2 separate regions of the Homo sapiens genome follow, and region 2 is linked to region 1. Evidence: chromatin contacts called from ENCODE Hi-C or POLR2A ChIA-PET data. All regions are on one chromosome and are shown on one strand. Each heading gives the region's core, a stretch centred on a gene start or an enhancer-like site at or near the end of the contact. The rest is flanking DNA. Distances are from core to core; before and after follow the strand shown. Region 1 has its middle 73 kb from the start of LINC02341. Region 2 has its middle 3.4 kb from the start of LINC00428.

The links. Hi-C counts contacts between places; a loop is a spot of excess contacts on that map. ChIA-PET counts read pairs that join two places held with the same protein, here RNA polymerase II (POLR2A). Pooled maps may share reads with other maps.
Region 2: a loop to region 1 is called in a pooled map, with 8 times the contacts of the local background. The contact joins two enhancer-like sites. A Hi-C loop is called at or near these places in 2 of 37 single-sample maps with no recorded cell type and 6 of 50 pooled maps. POLR2A ChIA-PET finds 5 or more read pairs at or near these places in 2 of 52 experiments (Panc1 and WTC11).

The regions. Positions count from the first base shown.
Region 1 is chr13:42,494,144-42,500,842 of GRCh38, forward strand. No RefSeq gene overlaps it. Among named protein-coding and RNA genes, the nearest start is that of LINC02341, 73 kb to the left of the region's middle. RefSeq lists an enhancer at 1,884-1,983. Within about 2 kb of position 3,813, at least 2 of the 41 ENCODE cell types and tissues checked have a DNase peak (open chromatin) inside an H3K27ac peak, as active enhancers do.
Region 2 is chr13:42,872,803-42,879,501 of GRCh38, forward strand. No RefSeq gene overlaps it. Among named protein-coding and RNA genes, the nearest start is that of LINC00428, 3.4 kb to the left of the region's middle. RefSeq lists an enhancer at 1-637. Within about 2 kb of position 4,194, at least 5 of the 41 ENCODE cell types and tissues checked have a DNase peak (open chromatin) inside an H3K27ac peak, as active enhancers do.

The DNA of each region.
Region 1 (6,699 bases), core at 2,563-5,062:
AGACATAAGGATTTATATTGTTTTTTACATTTTTATTTGTTTTTATTTCTTAGAGACAGGGGTCTTGCTCTGTTGTCCAGGCTGGTCTTGACCATCTGGCCTCAAGCGATCCTCCCACTTCAGCTTACGAGTAGCTGAGGATTTATATTCTTTTGCATAGCTCAACCCCAGGAAAAACCTGAAAGATAGTATCTCAAGCTCTGATGCTGTGGTTGAGTCAATTTGGTGAATAAATTTCTCTAAAGAGGATGGGACATAACTCTCAGTTGTGTAGCTGAGTAACAGGAAGTAAGACGTGATTTGGAACAATGATAAAAAGGACATAAATTAATGAAGAGGACTATTTTTAAAAAAGGAAAAAAAACCACTAACAGTCAACAAGTCCATAATAACCCTAATAGTTAACAATAATCAATAAGGAGTTTAGAAAAGCCCCAGTCCTAAAGAAAAGGATCGGATACATTAAATTCAGAAAAAATAGGCTTTTGTCGACTATTTACACACAACAGAATTCATATTAGAATATTATTTTTTAAATGCTCTCAACAGGCAAAATGAAAAATAAAACTTCCCCCACCCCCTCTTTGGCAAATGGAAGGAAATGTCCTCAGCAGACTTATTCAGAGGGTGTCCCTGGTCTCAAGGTTCTGTCTCTTGGGGCATGTGGGTCCACTAGCCACACAATCCAAACATACTAGAAACATACACAGGAAAATATAACCCAGGCTGTTTTCTCCAAACCTAGAGCTTCCATGAAACCACTGTGAGCCATACACAAGGATCACATCACTTCCCCAAATCACACATTTCAAATTATAAAAACAGCCTAGAGAGAAGTTTCTCCCTCCTGATTTGAAAGAGAGTCACCTCTGGTCAATCCTTATCCACTTCTTTTGTTGGTTCCTTCTTTTCTTGGCTATCTTTTAAAATAGAAGTCTCCTGTCCTTGACTTTCTTCTCTGTCACCAACCCCTCCCTTGAAAACCTCATTCTCATTTGCTTTTGTATCTCCAGTGTAGAAAGACCTCTCTCCTGAACTCCAGACTCATTGTACACAAGTGTCTACCCTTCCTCCAGCATATTTCTCAGATATCTGAAACCTATCACATCCAAAGGTGAACTTCTGACTTCTCCCCAAACCTCCTCCTTCTAAATCTCAGTTGATAGCAACTTGAAGCTTCCAGATATCCATGCCAAAAACCTCAGAGTTCTTCCTAAGTCTCCTCTGTCACATCTAGCATTGGTTCTACCAGGAAATTCTGATTCAAAAATTATCCAGAATGTGACCATGTCTCACCACCTCTGCTGCTGAACCACCCTGATCTGTATCTTTCCTGGATTATTGCAACAGCCTCCTAATCTTTTGAAAACATTACTCAGATCATGTCACTCCTCTGCTGAAAACCCTGCATGGTTCTGGTTCCATATTTCTTTTTTTTGTTTGTTTTTGAGATGGAGTTTCACTCTTGTTGCCCAGGCTGGAGTGCAATGGCACTATCTTAGCTCACTGCAACCACCACCTCCTGGGTTCAGGCGATTCTCCTGCCTCAGCCTTCCAAGTAACTGGGATTACAGGCACCCCCCACCATGTCTGGCTAATTTCTTGTATTTTTAGTAGAGATGGAGTTTCACCATGTTGACCGGGCTGGTCTCAAACTCCTGACCCCAGGTGATCCACCCGCCTCGGCCCCCCAAAGTGCTGGGATTACAGGTGTGAGCCGCTGTACCCGGCAGGTCCATATTTCACTCAGTAAAAATGAAAGTTCTCAGAACCTTCCATGGTCTGGTCACCCTCCTTGTTACCTCGCTGATGTCATTTCCTACAGCTCTCCCCCTCTCCTCCAGCTCTCCACCCATACCAGCCTCCTTGGGTGTGTTCCATCCTAGGGCCTTTGCACTGCAAATAATCCTTTTCATTCTGGTCACCTGCATGCTCTTCACTCAGGTGACCACGTGGCTTACTTCCTCACTCCCTTCCAGTCTTTGCTCAAAAGTCATCTCCTCAATGAGACCTACTCTGACCACTGTTTTTAAAACTGTAGTCTTCCCACTATATTCCCAATTCCCTTACCCTGCCTTACTTTTTGTTTCCCTGAGAACTTTTCATCTTCTGATATACTGAATAATTTACTCATTTACTATCTGTCTCTGCTTGCTAAACTGTAAGCACTGCCAGGTCATGGAAATTTGGCATATTTTATTCACATAGTAGGTACTCAATAAATATTTGTAGAATGAATGAATTATTGATTGACTTGGCTCCTGGCGTTAGTATTCAGCAATCCTATGGGGGGCAGGGAGTCCCGACAATCCTGCTGTGTCATAAGAAGGGTGTATTGCATTTAAAAGACTGAACAAGCATCCTCTTCCAGTAAGGAGCACTGGGCTTTGTACCTCTGCAAGCCCACGCCTTGTCCCTGCTGGCTTCTCCCTCCTGGCCCCAATGCCCACTTGCCTTGTCAAGTACCTGGCCACGCCAATGGTAGTCCTGGGTAAGCTCTGCCTCATATCAGTCTGCTTGGGCTCTGGCACCTTCTGCCACCCAATCCAACCCAAATTTATATAATTCAACAATACCAGCTGACCTTGTATGCTGTGGTCAGTCACTGGTCTAGCGCCAGGCTTCAGTAGGTAGAGGCATGTGTTTAGATCTGGTATCTTTAATTTTAGATATGGTGTAATGTACATCCCCATCACTGCCTTGGAACCAAAAGGAAAGGACAGTGATACCAAACATAATGACACCTTATAGCCTAGCTCCTTGAGGGCCATTTCACAGCCCTCCTATCTTTAGAATTGTAAAATGCCGGCCGGGCACAGTGGCTCATGCCTGTAATACCAGCACTTTGGGAGGCCGAGGCAGGTGGATCACAAGGTCAGGAGTTCAAGACCAGCCTGGCCAACAAGGTGAAACCCCATCTCTACTAAAACAATACAAAAATTAGCCGGGCTTGGTGGCATGTGCCTGTAATCCCAGCTACTCGGGAGGTTGAAGCTGGAGAATTGCTTTAACCCGGGAGGCGGAGGTTACAGTGAGCCAAGATTGTGCCACTGCATTCCAGCCTGGGTGACAGAGCAAGACTCAGTCTCAAAAAAAAGATTAAAAAAATTATAAAATGCCTATCCCTCAAAGTTGTAAGATTTGGTCGAGAAAGCTACAGATTCATTTCAGAATGAGTAGTCAGGGTGAGCCCCCACAGATTACTGAGAAAGCCATCAATCCCTGTCATCTCAGAACTGCTGATCATCATCTCATCTTTCTCTTTGCTCCAATTAACTCTTACTCTTTGGTTAAAACAACTAAGTTACGGGGGAATTAAAGGAAATTCTGTATTGACAAATACATGGGGCTGAACGGTGAATATATGCTAAGTAAGAAAACATATGTCTATTGGAAATTTAAGACTCTTTCCAGATGTTTACATAATTTACTTTTTCTTTCACTATACATGTAATGATTTAAAATGTTTTTTCCATGAAAGAATAAATTATGTTTAAATAGTAAAATGCCTATTGGCCTTGGGTTCTTCCAGGGAAGGCTACCAGTTCCCTTGGAGGTAAAAGCTAAGAAGTAACTAGAGGAGCAACATTGCTTCTGAGAACCCACACTGTGCCAGCCACTGTCATAGACATATGTCAGCTTGTTAGATCTTCAGAAGCACCATGAATGTTAGATGTTATACCTGTTTTACAGATATGGAAATGATGGTTTAGAGGGTGAAATAACTCGTCCAAGGTCACACAGCTAGTAAGTGGTGGAGTCAGGTTTTAAATCTAGGCAAGGCTATACTAAGTACCTGGATCATACCACACTTCTCCCCACTTGAGTCATGGGCTACTGCAGTTGGGGAAATGACTCAGACTTAGAGATAGTGCACATGTACATTCTCTGGAATAGTTCCTGGTATTGAGTAGAGGCTCATTGCATGTTAGTTTCTCACATCCTTTTCTCTAGGATGATTTCTGACAGCACATGAAGTCATGAAGGGGACACACATGAAGTGTGGCCTTAGATTAAAAGTGTGCAGTGTAATCATAATAATACCAAATAGTCCCTACTATTTGCCAGGTGCTGTACTATGTCATTTATGTGTATTAATTCATTTCATCATTTCAACAATCCCATGAAATACGTTCTACTTTTGTCACGCCGTTTAACACTTGCCAAGGTTTCACATTAGAGCTGGTAAATGAGAGAAATGGGACGTGAACTCAGGCAGTCTGTCTCGAGTCCAAGCCTTTAACCACTATGCGATACTGCCCACTAAATTATTAGCCTGCTGTAGTCTAGATACTGTGTACATATATATGTGTGTGTGTGTGTGTGCATATATATATATGTGTGTGTGTGTGTGTGTGTGTGTGTGTGTGTGTGTACTCCACCCTTGAGAATTGCGTTGATATGATTCTCTGGGTCCATCTTACAATGCCATATTATGATTCCACAATATGAGATTGTCCATTATCCTATTACAATGGCTTAATCAGACACATGCTATGAGCCAAGTGGTGGAGATGCCTTCAAAACACCCAAAGGAGTTGGCCAAAGCCGAAGAGGTTGACTTACAGCCCCACCACTCTTCAGCTCCAGGCACTGCACTGGAAACATGCACAATAAGGGAAAATTGACATTGCAATTTGAGTTGCAGATTGTACTGATGGTGTGGTTTGAATAAATACCATGCCCTTTGAAAGTCTTATATTATTACGCTAGACACATGAGGGTTTTCCTATTCCTATTGCAGGCAATAGGCAAAAATCTATCTTCATAGCTGAAATCTGTTTTGGAATTCATTGCTGCCTTTCTGGAAAGACACTGTTTAATTCTGTCTCCTGGGTGTGTGACCCTATGGTCTCTACCTTCTTTGTAGATCTGTGAATAAAGCTCTTTGTAATGAGGCCACTTTTTGTGCAACAACAACAAAATGTTTCTGAGAAGGATGTTAGAGCCAGACTTTCTTTAAGTAGTGGTGTCTGGTGTTGTTTACTTTTAAAATAGTTTCTAGTGCAAGGGAGAATTGTGTCCTAGAAGAACTGTCCCAAGGAGCTCATGAACAGGAATAATGGTTTGTACCACTACTTTCTGGAAAGCAAACGGGGATTTTGATGTGAACCCAGAAAGGGGTCGGACCACATTGACATATATTTTCTGGTTTCTAATCTTACCTCCACTGCCATTATGCACTGCATTACACAACCCTCTACCCTAAGGCCCAGCCACCCTACAGCCTTTTATCAACTCACAGAATGGTCTCAGCACAGCATGAATCTAGATGAGGGCTTAGGGACCCGTGGGTGGCCAGACCTCAGGCTCTGGGCATCAACAGGCAGACCTCCAGTTCTGCCCTGAAATAGAATTATGATATCATTGTGAGCCAATCAAATTGCCTGTCTGAGTTCAGTCCTGGATGCTCTGGGGTGGTAATTCCCAGATGATTTGATCTATGGTATTTTCTAGTAGTCTAATTTGATAATGTCATTTAACTGAAAAATATGTCTCTCATTATTATTATTATTATTATTATTATTATTATTATTATTATTTGCCAGTGTAGAAGGAAGTTAAGAAAGGGGGATTAACTTTAATTTTTTTCAGTTTAATGGAACATATACTAAGAAAAAAATGTCTCAGTAAGTGATGCTCACCATCCACTCAATTGTCCAATCCAAAATTTTAACCGGGAGTTGTTTATGTGTCCTCTCTTTCACTCGCCGCTGATGTCCAATCGATCAGTAAGTCTTGTCCTGTCAATTTCTGAATTTGGCTATTTTCGTCATAACCACTGTTAAGATTCTCATTCAAGGCATATCAACCGTCCCTTGTCTGGACCAATGCAACAGCCCCAACACTGATGTCCTGCTCCCCGTCTTGCCTCTCTGTCTCCACACAGAGGCCAGAGAGGTCTTTGTAAATAACAAGTCATATTATATCACTTGCCTGCTTCAAGCTCTTCAGTGCTTTCCCTTCCCAACCAGATGAAAATTCTGATTCCTTACAATGGATGGCCTGAAAGATATCGCATAGTGCCTGATCCCTGCTTCTCTCATTGACCCCCTCTCTCTCCACTCACAACTGCATTCACAATATTCAGGCACATTAACCTTGTCCTTGCTTCAAAGCTTTTGCATTGATGGTCACTCTGCCTGGAATGCTCTTCTTCTAGATCTTTGCACAGCTGCCTCTTCCTTATCACTCAGGTCTAACTCAAATGGCACCTCCTCAAGGAGGAAAAATGCATATCATGCCAACTTGCACACTTGTAGAATTCCTGCTCCTGTGCTCCAAGTATAAATGCCATGAGGGTCGGGACAGTGCCAGTGCTGTTCCTTCCTTTATCTGCAGTGCATAGCACCATGTCTTGTTCAAAAGAGGTATTTAATAAATGAATGAATTAATTCATGGATCCCAGCTAATTTGGTTGTTTACTGCTGGGGAAGTTCTCTAGCATGATATGTAACAGGCTCTTATAAACTGCATTGCACTGCAGTCCTATGATGATAATAAAAAGCACACTGATCTTTAGTTGGTTTTGTTACAGTTTTAAAAATTTCTACAGAAAATGCACCTTCTTATTTCCTCCATGGCATGGGCCATTCCCACTGCCTTGCCTTTGGTATGGTTCTGGGAAAAAATAATAGCCTTCCTCATAGCATTGAGGGTAGAAGACAGAGTCAGCTGACCCATGGAACATAAAATATT
Region 2 (6,699 bases), core at 2,944-5,443, 380 kb after region 1:
GAGAGTCAGCGAAGGGAAATAAGCGTGGGGCCGTTTTATAGGATTTGGGTAGGTAAAGGAAAATTACAGTCAAAGGGGGTTTGTTCTCTGGCGGGTAGGAGTGGGGGTCGCAAGGTGCTCAGTGGGGGTGCTTTTTGAGCCAGGATGAGCCAGGAAAAGGACTTTCACAAGGTAATGTCATCAGTTAAGGCAAGGACCAGCCATTTACACTTCTTTTGTGGTGGAATGTCATCAGTTACGGTGGGGCAAGGCATATTCACTTCTTTTGTGATTCTTCAGTTACTTCAGGCCATCTGGGCGTATACGTGCAAGTCACGGGGGATGCGATGGCTTGGCTTGGGCTCAGAGGCCTGACAGTAACACGTTTTAACTTTGCAAAAAATGTTTTGGCATTAATGGGCTCAAAAAGTGAAAGGAAATGTGTAATGGAAAATCAAATACTTTGTTCATGAGAATGTTAATGACAAACCTATAAATCCCAAAATGTTTATCAACACTTACCATGGGGGCTATATGACATCACTCACCACATGAAAAATAGAAAACACGAATCTGCTAAACTATTAGTATCTACTCTCATTCGAGAGTACATTTGAGATACATACTGTGCATGAACATGAGGACTTGACACGTGCAGACAAGGAAAGTATCCTGTGAAGCATGGCTTTTCATTTGGATCAAATGACTGCCTCTCTAAATCTGCACTCTGTGTCTGTTGTACACATACAAAAAGTGAAGCTGATGGGGTTCAGGGCATGCTGCTCCAAAATATGGTTCCTTGGCGTATTGAATATTTTAAACGGAAGAAATTTGAGGAAAACAGCAGAAGCGGGAAAGTGTCTCTGACTTTCCCCCAGCCTCCTTCCCTGATGCAGTTCATAAAACCTAGGAAAGATTTTCTGACCTTCCCCTGAAAGAGGTCATAGACTCTCATGTAAGATGTGCCCTCTCTATGCCAGGAAGAAAGGAACATCCTTATCCCTGAAAACAAAAGGTCACAGAAGGGAAACTGAACAAACTGGCCTTGCTGAGTTTCCCCAGTTTATAATCATCATGTCATACTTTTCACCCTATTATATTTCTCTATGACTCTCCTCTCTTCATCAAACCCAGCATAAAAATACACAGGTTTAAAAAATACACAGGTTTAACTGTTTCTTCAGGTATTTATTTCCTTATGAAAGCTCCCATTTCATGTAAAATGCATGTTAAATAAACATGTAAGCTTTTCTCTGGTTCATCTGTCTTTTGTTATAGGGGCCTCAGCCATGAACCTAAGATGGAGAGAGGAAAAGCTGGTCTCCTCCCCTACAAAGCGATAGATGGTAAGGTGCTGGATCCAATGGCAGAAAAAAAAGTTTCAAACAATTAAATGATGCCACTTTTATAGAAATGGAGTCAGATGCTTCATATTGGAAAACAGTTATTTTCAACAATGATTCCTTTTATTTTCATCCAATTCATGGTATCAAAGTAAAACATTTGGAATTTTATTTTGCTGACGGTAAAAACATCTGATATTACTAGAGTGAGATGTCATTGTAAATCCAGTTAAATGAATCAGTGCTATCATAAATTGTTTTTAAAAGTTCAAACTAAAGTTATCTTTGTGTCATAATTAAGTACAAATTTTGGCATAGCACAGTGTCATTGTAAAAGCATGTTTTTTCTAAAGAATTATGGAGCAGAAATGTACTGGGAATTAGATGTGCAACATGATTCATACTTGTACTCAAACAAGTAGTGATAATCTACCAATCAAAATAGTAGCAGTCACGAAGAATTTATAAATATGATATATATGTATACACTTAAAATATCTAAACTATAGTTTTTGCAAAAATATGATTTTAAATACAAGGCAGTATCATGTGTTTTTCTCTCTTTGCTGTCTGCCATAAGGAGAATTTTAGAAATATTTGAGCATTGAAGAAATAATTTGTATATCAATCTAAGTATCTTTTTGTTGAATTCTTTTTAAAAATTAGCTCTCTAAATCTGGGCTGAATTTGTCCAAATCAGTTAGAAATCTTTGATCAGCACTTTCAATGAATAGAGTTTCAAAAAACTTTAGCTTTCCACATGTTTAGACAATTGGAATTATTAGTAACAAGTCTTAAAAACAAGAAGACACCAAAGTGTATCCCCACCAAAGCATGAAGAAACTAAACAAATTAAGTACGTTAAAAAGAGTATATTCTCAATCCTGATATGGTCTACAGAGAAGGTTCATTTCAAATTTATTAGTCATTAAATGCAAATTTGAAGAAAATATTGGGACAATTTTATTTAAAATTTTAACATAGCAAGACCATATAAGGAAAAGAAAACATTCTTTAGAAAAATAGAATGACATGGTATTTGAGACAAATGTGTTTTCAAAAAATGACTAAAGGGGTAATTATTCTGATTATATTATTGTAAAATTTCTACTTTTTATATATGTAAAGAAGTTTTAAAAGTTTTCTTTGGTGTACACAGATATATGTTATTCTACTTTCTAGAAAAAATATTTTTGAAATAGTGTTTCAAAATAATTATTTGGCAGATCCATCAAAAAATAAAAATGTATTTGTCAGTTAGTAAATTTTTGAAAAAAGATACCAGGATTTTTAGCACTTCATTTCACTCTTAAAAGTGTCCTGATTTGAAAGATGAATTCTATGGTATCAGCTTAAAAATCACAAATTTAGAAAGGAGACTTTGTTTGCTATAAAGACTCGCAGCCTACAATGTGGCCATTCTGACAGGCTGAGAAGTGTAGCTTCTGTGAGAAGCCTCTGTCAGCGGGTACTTCGAGGGAGGGAAGGATGAGACATACGTTTTGTTGAACAGGTTGGCCAAATATATGTATATATTCAACAGGTTACGGGAGGAGCTATGCAGTCTTTCGTCCAGATATTCATGAAGGGGGAACATGGCATGCATACTGAATAAACATGCATGTTACATGCATCTCATGCTTCCCTTAGGTGGAGACTTAACATTGAAATATATTACAAGTAAGCCCTATATGTCAAAAGGTGAAGCAGGGAAAGGAAGGCACTCAAATGCACAGCATCTGTAACTCGGCTGGAACTAGTCGATCTGTGGGTGGTCTCTTAGCAGGAGAAAAATACTGAAACCAGTCTTTTATTCAATCAAAGCTGTAGTTCTGGCTTGTGGAGCAGGGGGCCTCAGTTAGTCAGCTCTGCTGGTGGATGAGCTGCAATTGTTTAATATTGCTTATCTCAAGGCCAGCGCGTGTTTAGCTGCTAGAGAAAAAGAAAAACCTTGTGGCAGTTGGAACACAGTTTCTTCTTTAACTGTAGGAGTCCATGACTTAACATGGCCTTCGGTCCTGTTTATAATGTGGTATCTCATTGTGAACAAAGAGTCTGTTCTGACAGTCTCGTGATCTCTATTTCAACATTAATGCTGGTCAGATGTTGTGTCTAAACCACAAAAGGGAGGGAAGATAAAGAGGTGCATCTGACCTCTCGTCCTGTGATGGCCAGAAACTCAGTTTTTAAAAGGTTTCTCTGGGGTCCTCTTGGCCAAGAGGCAGCCTGTTCAGTTGACTGGGGAGCTAAGGACTTTAGTTTCAGTTCTCAATAATCATCCTAGTTACACAGTCATCAGACTCACCACACCCCAAAGAAAATGAATGTTCTGTGGTTCCCCTTTCTAGGGTCTCATAGGATCAAAGTTTCCCCAGGTTGAAAGGGCTCTCAAAGAAAAGGTATGTTAATTCTCTTGAAGTTTTCAAATTTCAGTGTACCTAGGGATTTCCTTGAGAGCCTGTTATGCAAATTCCTGGTCCCTGGTAACAAGATTTGTGATGTAAGTCAAGGATGGGGCCCAGGAGTCTGTATTTTTTCCAAGACCTCACCCTCTCCCCAAGGGATTTCTTTAGAGATGTACCTGGTCAATTCTGAAATCAACTTCTAAAAGCTTTTCTTGGCATAGAGTAGAAATCTATATCCCTAAAGTACCACCCACTAGTTCTAACAATCACATAGAAAAAAAAGAATGGATTTCTCTTCCTATGATAGACCTTTAAGTATGGGAGATGCCTGTCATCATTTCCAGAGTTCTATTTTATTCAGCCTAACTACTTCGGTCTCTTCTCCAACTCTTCTTCAATACACAACACACACACACACAAACTCCTACAAGGTTACCGAGAATAAAACGTATGCCAACAAGTACAGATTAGGGTGCTATGACTCAGGAACAATGTGTGTGAAAAAGTTTAAAGATTTTAGCTGATAGTAAACTCAATATGTGTCAACAGTATGAATCATTACAAGAGAGTAGGAGAAAGGAGCAGGAGAAGAGAGAAAAAGGAAGAACAAGAAAAAAAATCTCTGCCTCTGGTTGTTGATGGTATCAAATGAGATGCTGATTATGCAGACTTCCCCTAATGTACTCTGCTGTCATGTATATTTCTTTGATCAAATATCTTCCACTTCCTAGAATACCAGCTCCACTCCTCCCCTAAAGCAATGAGCTATTTTCAAAACCATTCATCTTTCAAGATTCAGCTCAAACATCAAGTCCTCAACTGCCCCAGGATAACTTACCTCTCTCTCCTTTAAACTCCCACTGTTCTTTACACAGCTCATCACACTCGATTGTTTACACATGGCTTACTGCACTTACCACCCCCCCCCCGCCCCGCCTTCTAATGTGCTGCCTGCATGATTTCCTTAGATATTATTCTTACTGTTCAGTGTCTATCTGTCCTAGAATATGAGCTCATGAGGGCAGCTTCTGTCTTATTTAATGCTATATCTCTGGTGCCTGGAAGAGTGCCTGGCACATAGTGAGCACTCCTGGGAAAATATAATTAAAAACGAAATGTCCTCCTAACCCAGAAAAGCTTTCTACAAAGGTAAAAGGAAAACTATTTTATTATTAAATAAGCATTAAACCAGAAAGTGATGCACATTACAGGCAATCTGCTAAAGAAATGGCAAAGACCAGAAAGAACTCTCACTCTTTTATAGCTAAGGGGATACAACCCATTACCATTAGTTAGGCTTTGCAATTTGGAGTCAGACAACAACTGAAGTTACACCCCTCTCCTCTTAGGAAACCGGAAGCTAAAGCCTTAGCTTCCTTGATGATTACATCAAGGAAGAGAGGACGTCCAGGTCCTTGAAGAAACACTCCAGATTGTGAGGTAGCCCAGAGGCTTATTTAGCCACTAAAAAGATTCACATACATAGAAAAGGACAGGGAAAACTTTTTTTTTTTTTTTTTTTGAGACAGTCTCGCTCTGCCGCCCAGGCTGGAGGTGCAGTGGTGCAATCGCCGGCTCACTGTAAGTTCCGCCTCCTGGGTTCACGCCATTCTCCTGCCTCAGCCTCCCCAGTAGCTGGGACTACAGGCGCCCACCACCACTCCCAGCTAATTTTTTTTATTTTTTAGTAGAGATGGGGTTTCACCATGTTAGCCAGGATGGTCTCGATCTCCTGACCTCGTGATCCGCCGGCCTTGGCCTCCCAAAGTGCTGGGATTACAGGCGTGAGCCACCGCGCCCGGCCAGGGAAAACATTCTGAAAGAGAAAAAAGGAGTGGAGAAATTTCTTCCCTTATTTTCGACAGGAAGATTTAAGCTCCTCATCTTACATTTTTACTTGCTCTTTCTGCACTTAATCACCACATGTTGAAAAAGTAAAAACTAAAAGATGGTTTTCCCTGTAATTAACTATAAACACCTAAGGGCAAGAGCTATGTGTTATTTTCCTACACAACACCAATATAGTGTGCACTCAACAAATGTTTGTGGAAAGAGGAAGGAAGGAAGGAAAAGAAAGAGAAACAGGAAAGAGAGAAGGAGAAAGAGAGGAAGGAAGGAAGGAAAAAAAGAAAAGGAGAAAGATGATTTTGACAACTGTAAAACAATCTCCACATTAAGGACTAAGCATTAAGGGAAGAGAATCAAATAACAGACAGATAAGCTGGGCCTATCATAATAGTTATTGACTCTTCATAAACCATCTCTACATGTACATTTAGTTATGCATTGGGTAATGGTTAAAATAGATACCTAGGGTGCTTTCCAAAACTGGATTCTACAGTTCCTAGGTCACGGACTTGGCTTGTCTCCAGTTGGCCTGCTTTTATAACCACCCAGTGGGTTTTTCTTGTCCACTGCCCAGATAGAGCTAATTTATGAAGGCAGGGGAATTGCAATAGAGAAAGAATTTTACACACATAGAGCCAGCTAAACAGGACACAGGAATTTATTATTACTCAAATTGGTCTCCTCAAAAATTCGAAGGCTAGGGTTTTTCAAGGATAAAGAGACGGGGGCACAGCTAGGCAATGGGTGCTTGCTGCTGATTGGTGGGGGTACAATCATAAAAGTGTGGGAAATGGTCCTCATGCACTGAGTCACTTCTGGGTGGGGTCACAGGAGCAACTAGTGGGTCCAGGTGGAGCCATCAGTGTCAGACATACAAAAAACTTGAAAAGACATCTCAAAAGCCAATCTTAGGTTCTAAAATAGTGATGTTGTCTGCAGGAGTAATTGGGAAGTAGCATATCTTGTGACCTCCGGAATAATGGCTGGCCATCGTTTATGCCTACACCTTAGCAGAATTCAGGCTCCTATCCTCCTACTAGTCTGGTGGTTTCTCATTAGCTTTGCAAAGGTGGTTAAGCTTGCGAGGAGGGTATTATCATTTATTTTTATTTCTTTATTTTTTA